Linked DNA regions of Homo sapiens: region 2 is linked to region 1. The links are chromatin contacts, found by Hi-C or POLR2A ChIA-PET in ENCODE. All regions are on one chromosome and are shown on one strand. Each heading gives the region's core, a stretch centred on a gene start or an enhancer-like site at or near the end of the contact. The rest is flanking DNA. Distances are from core to core; before and after follow the strand shown.

What was found. A loop is a pair of places that touch in the nucleus more often than their neighbours do. ChIA-PET counts read pairs that join two places held with the same protein, here RNA polymerase II (POLR2A). Pooled maps may share reads with other maps.
Region 2: a pooled map shows a loop between it and region 1 (2.7-fold over the local background). The contact joins two enhancer-like sites. A Hi-C loop is called at or near these places in 1 of 168 maps with a recorded cell type or tissue (CD4-positive, alpha-beta T cell) and 4 of 50 pooled maps. POLR2A ChIA-PET finds 5 or more read pairs at or near these places in 8 of 52 experiments (A673, AG04449, H1 and 5 more).

The regions. Positions count from the first base shown.
Region 1 is chr11:4,056,322-4,062,261 of GRCh38, forward strand. It overlaps STIM1 (stromal interaction molecule 1), which reads left to right. Exons shown (of 13, transcript NM_001382567.1): 5 at 2,960-3,075. Among named protein-coding and RNA genes, the nearest start is that of RRM1, 36 kb to the right of the region's middle. Within about 2 kb of position 1,895, at least 11 of the 41 ENCODE cell types and tissues checked have a DNase peak (open chromatin) inside an H3K27ac peak, as active enhancers do.
Region 2 is chr11:3,820,577-3,826,213 of GRCh38, forward strand. PGAP2 (post-GPI attachment to proteins 2) reads left to right here. Exons shown (of 7, transcript NM_014489.4): 4 at 3,307-3,559; 5 at 3,694-3,800; 6 at 4,444-4,552; 7 at 4,752-5,637. The coding sequence ends at 4,882. Among named protein-coding and RNA genes, the nearest start is that of PGAP2, 15 kb to the left of the region's middle. Within about 2 kb of position 4,320, at least 7 of the 41 ENCODE cell types and tissues checked have a DNase peak (open chromatin) inside an H3K27ac peak, as active enhancers do.

The DNA.
Region 1 (5,940 bases), core at 645-3,144:
AAGGGGATGGAGTACTGCTTGGACTTCTTGTCATGTCAAACTAGTGCCATATGCCATTCAGTCATTAATCCATTTACTTATTCATCCAACAAATATTTACTGGGTACCTGCTCTGTGCCAAGCACTTGTGCTGGGTGCTAGGGATAAAGATGACAACAAGCTGTCCTTGCCCTCAAAGGGCTTACTATCTGGTAAGTGCTGATTATGTATAATCTGTCATCTTATTATGTAGGTGCATCTGGTTTTGAGCTTCAGCAAAGGGGAAAGGGGAAGGTGAAGCTGTTGGAATGCCCACACTTTGCAGTCTCCAGCCACAGAGCTACTGAGCACTGCTGTCCAGGCCTAGCTGAGCTGGCTGTTCCCTCCTCTGCTGCCTGCAGCCTCTTCTTCACAGCTTCTCTCTGCTCTGGAGAGAGTAATAATCTTAATGTTTGTACCTCCCTTTATAGAGTGCTTTCCTACATATTATTTCAGTTGATTCTCACAACTCTGGGAGGAAGAGTATCCCAACCTTTGGGTGAACAAACTGAATCTCAAATATTTTATAATTTATCCAAGCTGGTAAGTGGCAGAGCTGGGATTTGAACCCAGGTCTGTCTTGTTCTAAATGCCCTGCTTTTTTTCACTGCATCTTCCTCTTGTGCCATGTGGTTAAAGATAGGCTTCCTTTCAATATTCAGTTTAGTTCTATTTTACAAAACTTCACTAAGCACCTACCATGTGCCATACTCTCTGGTGGGCCCAGAGGACAAAGAGATGTATTAGACCTGACCCCTGACTTGAGGAACTCCATGTTTAATGGAAAAGTAGATGACTGACCACTAAGATCCAGGATTTAGGTTTCTTTCTTGCTACCCATAGAAATAGCAATATTGCCTTGTGGATCCCTGGACCATTTTCCTCATGGGAAGGATATCTTTGGCTTGGATTAAAACTGCAAAGCATAGGATAAGAAGTCAGTTCTCAGGTCACTGGTTCACTTAGCTTTTTTGTGGCTAGAATTACAGCCAAGACCAGGTCCAGCCAGGCTGGGCACAGGTGTAGGGGATGTCAAGCTGTGGCACCTTAGTGACAGCAGGAAGCATGGGGCCTTCAGTGCTTGGGGTGAAGTGAGGGTGGTTCTAGGCCCATCACTAGCTCACATGGTATAATGAGAATAATCTAGCAGATTTGAGTTCATTCTCTGGCTTTGCCACTTACTTGTGTGTGACTTTGGGCAAGTTACTCAACTCTAAGTCTCCATTTTCTTATCTAGAAAGTCGCACTAGGCCGGGTGCAGTGGCTCACACCTGTAATCCCAGCACTTTGGGAGGCCAAGGTGGGTGGATCACGAGGTCAGGTGATCGAGACTATCCTGGCTAACATGGTGAAACCCCGTCTCTACTAAAAATACAAAAAATTAGCCAGGCGTGGTGGCAGGTGCCTGTAGTCCCAGCTACTCGGGAGGCTGAGGCAGGAGAATGGCGTGAACCCGGGAGGTGGAGCTTGCAGTGAGCTGAGATCGCGCCACTGCACTCCAGCCTAAGCGACAGAGCGAGACTCCGTCTCAAAAAAAAAAAAAAAAAGAAAGTGACACTAATAATGGAACTGAGTTCTTAAGGTTGTTGTGAGGACTGAATGAGGTATTGTATGTAAAGTATCAGAACAGTAGCAGACACACAGTAGTTGCTTAGTCAGTGTTAGCTCCTTTCTCATTTCTTTCATTGCTTACAAGTAGATAGCATTCCAGTTCATAGGTTTCTTTGAGAAATAGACTGTAGAAAAGACGACAATGTTTATTCTCATTAGTCAGACGAACTGCAGCACAAGTGTTTCAAAGAGGAACCCCAAGAACTCCCAGGCTTGTAGGAAGCATCTGATTTTACATAAGTTTGCACAGTAGGAAACTGAGGTCCTCGGGGAGGAACAAAGCAACTTATGATCAGACAAATGAGTCACTAGTAGAGCTGAAATGAGAAGCCAGATCTCCTAACCACTCCCACACCCCATCACAGTGCCTCACTGCGTCTCTTACTGGTGGGCTTGATTGCTTTCCAAGGCCAGAGAAGGAAGTAGCTGTTCCTGTATGCTCAGACAGGAGTATAAATCACACTGTGATGTCAGAAGCTTCTTTTCTAGCTGGAGAAATAAAGCTATGCATCAGAAAAGAGCACCAATCTTATAGAGTAGTATAGAATTAAGTGCTTACTTGTGGGACCTAGACCAGTGGTTTTCAACCTTTCATATCTTTTACCCCCCTCCTCTTATATCCACTGTGTTCCAGCAGAAGAGAAACAAAGTTCCATTTTTCCTAGGTCATTTTCTTGTTCACAGGCTTTCTCTTATTAAAGTTATCACTGACAGTATGGGTGGAGGTCATAAAAAATTACAGTAATTTTATTGGAGGTAACTTGTATTGCAGTGACTCAAATACAAGCTAACAGGACTAATTCCATTTTTGTCATCAGTGGTTAATTAAAATTTTTTTTCCTTTTCTATATTTCATTTCAATAGCACATTAGCAGGTTTATATATAATGACAGTGAGTTTAGATTAGGATAATTCATAAATCCCAGAATCACTGGGTCATATGACATGACAGTTTGACCTGGGCTGCACAGGAAATGCATTTATAAATGGTAGGAGGTGGGGAAAATATGTAGAGGATAAACCCTGGAAGGAGAAGCACAACAGAAAATTTAGTTGGGTGTGGGAATGGTCACAGACAGGTAATCCTTAGAGGATAGGGTGCTTAGAAGTTGGTGGATATGGGGAGAGGGCTGAACAAATTCTTGGTAAATGTTATGTGTCTCTCCATATACCCTGTTGAGACCCAACTGGTATAGACTCTGTGTTCTAGAGTGCAGAGGGGAGCAATCACCAAGAGCTAGAAGTGTTCCTGGGGGAGGCGGGTAATCCTACCAGGATCCTTCCTGGCTTTACTGGGAGGGAACTGATCTGCTACTCTTTGCCTCAACAGGCTGGCTGTCACCAACACCACCATGACAGGGACTGTGCTGAAGATGACAGACCGGAGTCATCGGCAGAAGCTGCAGCTGAAGGCTCTGGATACAGTGCTCTTTGGGCCTCCTCTCTGTGAGTCTTGTGTTGAGAAGGGCTACTGCTGTGCCATGGAAACCAAAGCTGTTGTAGTGGATAGGCTAAGGCTAAGGCTCTGGGTCTCCTAGGCACACCTGCAAGATAGCACCTATACTATTTCCACTGGTATTAAGGTATGAAAGAGTCTTACATTTTAGTCCAGACACGTAGCAACATGCATTCATTAAATACTTTAAGGAAATATCTGCATTGTGCCAATGCTGTGCTGGACCCTGTAGGAAGACCTGGAATGAATCATGTTCTGCCCTGAAGGGACAACATGAGTGTTCTGTAGAGGTACACAGTACTTCTGAGGCCCAGATGAGGGCTAGTGAAGGTATCCTATAGACAAGGTGACATGTTACCTCTGCCTTTAAGGGTGGATAGAGCTTTATTCTATGGAGGTGGCAGAATAGGACATTCTAGGCAGAGTAAACAACCTGAGCAAGAGTACAAAAGCTAAAATATGAAAAGTATGCTCAGGGATAGAAGTAACCCCCTATGGGCTGAAAGCTTTTTACCTGTTACCTACTTCTATATTTCATTTCAATAGCATATCAGCAGGTTTATATATATATAATGACAGTGGGTTATTGTAGACATGTAGAGTGCATGAACTGATTAATGAACATCTTTGTATTATTGAATGACCAAGGAGGACTAAGTGGGTTTTCACTGAAGCAGTAGACACACTCAGGCCTAAGAAAGGGTGGTCTCTTCAGCCAGGGTCTAGTTGAGAGAATTAGGTTGTTCAGTCTCTACAGATCTATGTGGTAGGAACGGCCAGCCTGTAATCCTTTTTCTAATTCTAAGTTAACCAAGGGGGAGCAAAAAGTAGTGAGATTTCTTGGAAAACTATTTTCAACCAAACAGGATCTTAGGGCCCACTTCCTGCCCTTTGGGAATGGCTGGCCTCGATTTAGGGTGCCAGCAGAAGAATGCTATTGAACCAGGAAACAGTCCAGAGAAGCAGCTGGCAGGCAAGGTCAGAGGCCATATAACATTTCCCTGTCTGTGAATATGGCTTGGCTAATGTGCAAGTTGATGTCTCAATACAAGTGGATCCATACTTTTTGAAAGTATGAAACAGAGCAACCTGGGAGAAGACTAATGTTTCCACTTCCTTTGCCACCTTTTTTTTGGGGGAGTGGAGGGTTCTAGGACACATTTTACTCACCTTCATTGGTAGGTTTTGAATAACGACACAGTGAATGGTTCTACTCTTTATGTAAGGCGTAGTCTCTGTATTGAGCAATGGCCTTCCAGTCATTCACTAACCTTTACTGAGCACATTCTATGTACCAGCATAATCGGCAGGGTCCCTGCTCTCCAGTACTTCTATCTAAATGGAGATAGCTATGTCAACAAATATAGTAAAGTGTCAACAAATATAGTAAGTGTTATAGCTATTATGTAAGTCTTTCCAGAGTTCAACTGGGGGCACAAACTAGGGAGGAGTTTCCTATTGGAGTCCAGGGAAACTTTATGGAGAAAGTAATTCTTGAGCTGAGTCTTAAAAGATGAGAAGTGGCCTTATTAAACTCTCCCTATGTTAACAGCTTACACATCTCTTTGTATACACCAACAAGGACACTTATACCCAACTATAAAAGCTAGGCTACTTTTGCAGAGGTTCTCCTCTGTCACCACCATGCAAGGGGAAGCTTTCAGCAGCCTGAAAGTCTTCCTTAGCCTTGTAATATATATTATCAAGCTTTATCTGTATCAAAATCAGATTTATCATGTCTGAAAGGATACAGTAGAAACTGCAGGTTAAAGCAGTCAAGGATTTTATCTGAAAAAATCAGCTAGCATGGGAACCAGAATGCTGGGGACATGGTACTGGGTCCAGGATATCAGAACCAACAAGAGGGGCCCTGGTGGAGCAGGTTGGACTGATACCAGGACAGGGGTATTCTTCTCTTAGGCTTATTGCATGTAGCCCATGTGCTGCATGTGATCTAACTTAAGGAAGGCCAGAGATCAGCAGGAAAACTATCTTCCTGAGATAGGCAGAACACAGGTACTGAAGCTAAGAATATACTTCACACTGACTGGGATACTTATAATAATAATAGTTTTTAAAAATGGAAAACTTGTGTTGGCGAGGGTATAGAGAAATTGAAACCCTGTATATTGCTGGTGAGAAGGTAAAACGGTTCAGCTACTGTGTAAAATAGTCTGGTGGTTTCTCAGAAATTAGACACAGAGTTACCCTAGAACCTAGCAATTCCACACTTAGGTATATATGCAAAGAATTGAAGACAAGTACTCAAACAAGTACATGTACATGCATTTTCATAGCAGCACATGTCACAAGAGCCAAAAAATAAAACAACCCAACTGTCTATTAATAGATGAATAGATAAATACATTGTGGTGCAATGGAATATTATTCACCTATAAATGGAATGAAGTTCTGATACATGCTACAATGTGGATGAACCTGGAAAACATTATGCTAAATGAAAGAAGCCAGACACAAAAGATCACATATTATATGATTCTGTTAATATGAAATGATTAGAATAGATAAATCCACAGAGACAGAATGTAGACTAATGGTTGGCAGGGGTTGGTGGGAGGAGGGAATGGGGAGAAACCGCTTACTGGTAAAAAATTTTACTGTAGAGTGATGGAAATATTTTGGAACTAGATAGAGGTAGTGGTTGCATAACATCATGAATGTGCTATATGCCACTGAATTGCTTACTTTAAAATGGTTACTTTTATATTATGTGAATTTTACCTCAAATTATTTTTTAAAAAGCATATACAACAAAAGAAAGAATAGATAAATTGGACTTCACCAAAATAAAAAAGTTTTATACTTCAAAGAATGTACCAAGAAAGTGAAAAGAC
Region 2 (5,637 bases), core at 3,070-5,569, 230 kb before region 1:
TTGAACCTGGGAGGTGGAGTTTGCAATGAGTTGAGACCGCACCATTGCACTCCAGCCTAGGCAACAAGAGTGAAACTCCATCTCAAAAAAAAAAAGAAAAATTAGCTGCGTGTGGTGGCACCTCTAGTCCCAGCTACTCAGCAGGCTGAAGCACGAGAATCACTTGAACCTGGGAGGCGGAGGTTGCAATGAGCCAAGATTATGCCACTGTACTCCAGCCTGGGTGACAGAGCGAGACCCTGTCTCAAATAAATAAATAAATAAAGAGAATTCATAAACACCCTGCAAGGTAGGTGGTGTTATACCCATTTTACCAATGAGGAAATTGGAGCTCAGAGAGGTGAAGTGACTTGCTCAAGGTCACCCAGCTAATAAAGGCAGAGCTGGGATGCAGACTCAGCTTTGTGCAGTTCCTGAGCCTCTATGCTGCCCCTTCACATTACTCAGAGTGCATGTCTGAGCCTGGTCTCAAGCTATGATATCTCAAGCTATGGTATCTCAAGCTATGGCTTTGAGACCAGCATCTTCTCTCCCAGAGCTCTACATTTAGCTTCCTCTGACAGTGCAGAAGGGAATCCATCTCCTTTTTTGTGGAGGCTGTGAAGCCCCATGGCTAGTCTTGCCCCAGGCCTACCTGTGGGCTGCCCTATGAGCCGCCTGCAGCATTGCTCACCTTCTCAGCAGTCTGGCATCTCATTGAAAGAAAGGAATGATGGTCCTTAAGAACTCCACTTCCGAAGACTGTCCCTCCATAGTTAGAGCAAATTCATTCCCTTGCTGGGTTGCTGGGCTCTGGCACTGCGCTGGCCCTCGTTGGAGGTCTGCAGAAGTGCACAGAAAGTGTGGGCAATGGACTGGCCATTTCCACAGTTTTGGAAACTTTTAAAAATCCATATTCTTGCTGGGGGTGGTGGCTCACGCCTGTAATCCCAGCACTTTGGGAGGCCGAGGCAGGCAGATCACCAGAGGTCAGGAGTTCTGAGACGAGCCTGCCCAACATGGTGAAACCCCATCTCTACTAAAAATACAAAATTAGCTGGGCGTGGCAGCAGGCGCCTGTAATCCCAGTTACTTGGGAGGCTGAGGCAGGAGAATTGCTTGACCGCAGGAAGCGGAGGTTGCAGTGAGCCAAAATTGCGCCACTGCACTCCAACCTGAGCAACACAGCGAGACTCCATCTCAAAAAAAAAAAAATGCATATTCTGGCTTGGCGTGGTGGCTTATGCCTGTAATCCCAGCAGTTTGAGAGGCCGAGGGGGGTGGATTGTTTGAGTCCAGGAGTTTTAGACCAGCCTGGGCAACATGGCAAAACCCTGTTGCTACTAAAAAAAAAAAAAAATCCAAAAAATTAGCCAGGCATGGTGGTGGCTACTTGGGAGGCTAAGGTGGGAGAATCACCTGAGCCCAGAAAGTAGAGGCTGCAGTGAGCCGAGATCGGGCTATGGCACTCCAGCCTGGGCAACCGAAGTGAGACCCTGTCTCCAAAAACAAAAGCAAAAACAAAACGGCCGGGCGCAGTGGCTCACGTCTGTAATTCCAGCACTTTGGGAGGCCGAGGTGGGCGGATCACGAGGTCAGGAGATTGAGACCATCCTGGCTAACACGGTGAAACCCCGTCTCTACTAAAAATACAAAAAATTAGCCGGGCGTGGTGACGGGCGCCTGTAGTCCCAGCTACTCGGGAGGCTGAGGCAGGAGAATGGCGTGAACCCGGGAGGCGGAGCTTGCAGTGAGCCAAGATCGCGCCACTGCACTCCAGCCTAGGCGACAGTGTGAGACTCCGTCTCAAAAAGAGAAAAAAAAGCAGATTCTGGCCAAGCGAGGTGGCTCATGCCTGTAGTGCCAGCACTTTGGGAGGCCAAGGCAGATGGATAGCTTAAACCCAGGAGTTTGAGACCAGCATGGGACACATGACGAAACCCTGTCTCTACAAAAATTAGCCTGCTACTCAGGAGGCTGAAGTGAGAGGATCACCTGAGCCCAGGAGGTCAAGGCTGCAGTGAGTCATGATCATGCTATTGCACTCCAGCCTAGGCGACAGAGTGAGACCCTGTCTCAAAAAGGGGGAAAACAAAATTAAAAAATTAAAAAATGCAGATCCTCAGGTTCCAAGCCTTCTGCATTTTCAAACAATTCCCCCAGTGAGTTGTATGGGTAATTAAAGTTTGTGAAGCACTGCTCTAGGCCCTGGAGTCTAAGAGAGCCTCTTCCCATCTTTGGCTTTCCTGTCCCCATCTAAACCCTTGTTCAGTCATCCCCCATCCTTTCACCTCTCAAACAAGCAAGACACCAGTCCCTGCAGCTGTGTATTATCTTCTCCTTTTTCCTTAAGGACTGAAGCTTCAATAGGAGTTCCAGGCATTAAGATGGATGGTGGAGATGCACAAGAACATGGTCATTTCCTTAGACTACCCCAGGTTAGGAGCACCCACTTTCTTTTTTCTTTTCTTTTTTTTTTTTTTTTTTTTTTTTTTTTTTGAGACAGAGTCTCACTCTGTTGCCCAAGCTGGAGTGCAGTGGCACAATCTCGGCTCACTGCAAGCTCCGCTTCCCAGGTTCACACAGTTCTTCTGATCAGCCTCCTGAGTAGCTGGGACTACGGGCGCTGGCCACCACGCCTGGCTAATTTTTTTTTTTTAAGTAGGGACAGAGTTTTGCCATGTTGGCCAGGCTGGTCTTTAACTCCTGACCTCGGGTGATCCACCCACCTCGGCCTCCCAAAGTGCTGGGATTACAGATGTGAGCCATCGTGCCCAGCCCACCCACTTTGTTAATCATGATCAGAGCAGGGGTGCCATTCTACCACCTTGGCACACCTGCCTAGAGGAGTGAGTGGCGCTGGGAGCAGACTGAGGAACATCTTAGCTGAGCAGTGAATCCAGCACTGTTCTAAGGAAGCTCAGATGGTCTGTGACTCATCCCTGTCCTCTGGACTGAATCTGAGGCCTTGGAACTCACCCAGGGTCTTAGTGGAGGCACAGCTCTGAGCTATGGGTGTAGAGCATCTGAACCCATCTACACATTGACCAAACACAGGCAGGTTCCAGTCTGCGGGGGAGATGGAGAAGGTGCCACCATGCTGCTGCACAAATCCCAGGATAGCTGGGGAATGAGAATCCAGCACTTTGGGCCTAGGACCTGGAAGGAGAGGTCTTTTGGGAGAGGTATGGGGACATCTGAAGGAGGACTTCTTGGAAGGGGAGGGGCTGGAGCAGAGGCAAGAGTGATTTTGTCAGATGGAGAGAAGGTTCTCCACATGGGCGGGGCTGGCAGAGGCAGATGCCCAGACAGGTCACAACTCTCTAGGTGCCCAATTACCTGCCCTCGGTGAGCTCAGCCATCGGCGGGGAGGTGCCCCAGCGCTACGTGTGGCGTTTCTGCATCGGCCTGCACTCGGCGCCTCGCTTCTTGGTGGCCTTCGCCTACTGGAACCACTACCTCAGCTGCACCTCCCCGTGTTCCTGCTATCGCCCGCTCTGCCGCCTCAACTTCGGCCTCAATGTCGTGGAGAACCTCGCGTTGCTAGTGCTCACTTATGTCTCCTCCTCCGAGGACTTCAGTGGGTGCCTGGATGAGGGAGGAGTGGGGAAGTGTTCCCTGAGGGGACGGGCCTGCCCCTACCACATTCGGACCTTCCTACTTCGTGGTGTGGGCACTCCCTGCAATGTGGCTCCCAATCCTCTTTCCCTCCAGCCATCCACGAAAATGCTTTCATTGTGTTCATTGCCTCATCCCTCGGGCACATGCTCCTCACCTGCATTCTCTGGCGGTTGACCAAGAAGCACACAGTAAGTCAGGAGGTACGGTCTATCCCTAGCGGGGGCTCCAAGGCAGCCCAGAAGAAAATCAAGGACATCTGTCCTCAGGATTCGGGTAATGGTGAGGTGGGAACTGAGTTCTAATGGGAACCCTGGCAGAGGGGTGCTGGGGTTGGGGCTGGGGCTTGGGAACAAACTGAGGGTGGTTGGTCAGAATCTAGGACTATAGCACTGTGTTTGGGTAGTGTGGGAGACTGGAGAATAGAAGAGATGGAGGCTGCAAATGGGGATAGAATGAGGAGTCGCATCTAGGCGGCAGTGAGTTAGGAACAGTGTCAGAGGACTGGTCTGTCATAATTCCAGCGCCCCACCCATGTACATGGGTTTCTTTTCCCCCACAGTATTTGGAGGTGGGGTTGGTGGGTGACTCCATGTAACTTTCATACTCCATCCCCCTGAAGTGGAAGCGGCAGGAATACCACTGCTCCTCGGCCCATCACTCCCCCAGAGGCAGGGACGTGAACACATAGTCGTCATTCTTGCTGCCCCTGCCTGTGCTCCCTTCCATGACCGCTAGTGGGAGCCAAGGGAGATAAGGCCCAGCCCTTAGGAGTTAGGGCTGAGAGGGGAGCCCACGCTCTCATACCCAGCAAGCTGCAGAGTGATCAGACAGCCCATTCCCTAGGATCGCAAGTCCTACAGCTGGAAACAGCGGCTCTTCATCATCAACTTCATCTCCTTCTTCTCGGCGCTGGCTGTCTACTTTCGGCACAACATGTATTGTGAGGCTGGAGGTGAGGCCAGGATAGGATCCACAGGCGGTCATGAGTGGCTGCGGGGCAGCAATGATGTTTTTGATAATGGGCAATGGTCTTGGGGACTGGCTGCCATTGTGTTCTCTGTGGCAGACCAATGGTGGTGTGATTTATCAAGAGGCCTCTGAGCGGGTAGCTGGAAGTTCACCATGTCCTGTTCCTTGTGTCCTCACAACAGTGTACACCATCTTTGCCATCCTGGAGTACACTGTTGTCTTAACCAACATGGCGTTCCACATGACGGCCTGGTGGGACTTCGGGAACAAGGAGCTGCTCATAACCTCTCAGCCTGAGGAAAAGCGATTCTGAACCCTTCAGTCCTGCTTGGGAGGACGCAGCCCACTGCCCAGAAACAAGAAACACGATACCATTCTGGCCTTCCCCACCCCACATCCTCTCTTGGCCTTACTGAAGATGGGGGAAGGGTAAGAAGGAAGGGTGTAGGCCAAGGCTCACCCCAGTGCTGCTGGCTTCTCCTCTCCACCCCTCATATGGGCGTGGGGTCCTCAAACATCACCTTTACCTGAGAGGCCCCAAGAAGCTGAGCTGGCAGAGAGCTCCACCATTTGGTGCTAAAAAAAAAAACGTCCTGAGGTTCATGACCACCATCCAGTTTCTGGCCTTTACACAGTCACCTTTCACTGAGGTCAGGAGCCCCTGAGCAGTGGCTGCTCCCTGACAACCACAGCCATTTCTCTGCACGGGGGTCATTCATAGGACTAATGTATTTCATGATCTACTGTGCACATCCAGGCCTGTGGCCACAGTCCCCTGCTAAAGTTGCTCAGGTGTTCTAGTCCTGACTTCACCTTTTTGATTTGGTGTGTGCCCTAGGGTATGTACCCTTCCCCATCTGAGCCTCGGTGTGTCCATGTGTCTGGCGGGGGATGGGTGGACTGTATGATTTCCAAGGACTCTACCAGTCAGTGGTTCTGATGTCATCGGGTGGAGGTGGTGTTCTATACCTAAAGGATGACCTGCTCCAGAAACAGCACCAGCACAGCATGTATTTTCTTCTCTTCTGAAAGTTCTGGCTTGTAGACCCCTCCCCTCCTTTGCAAAGG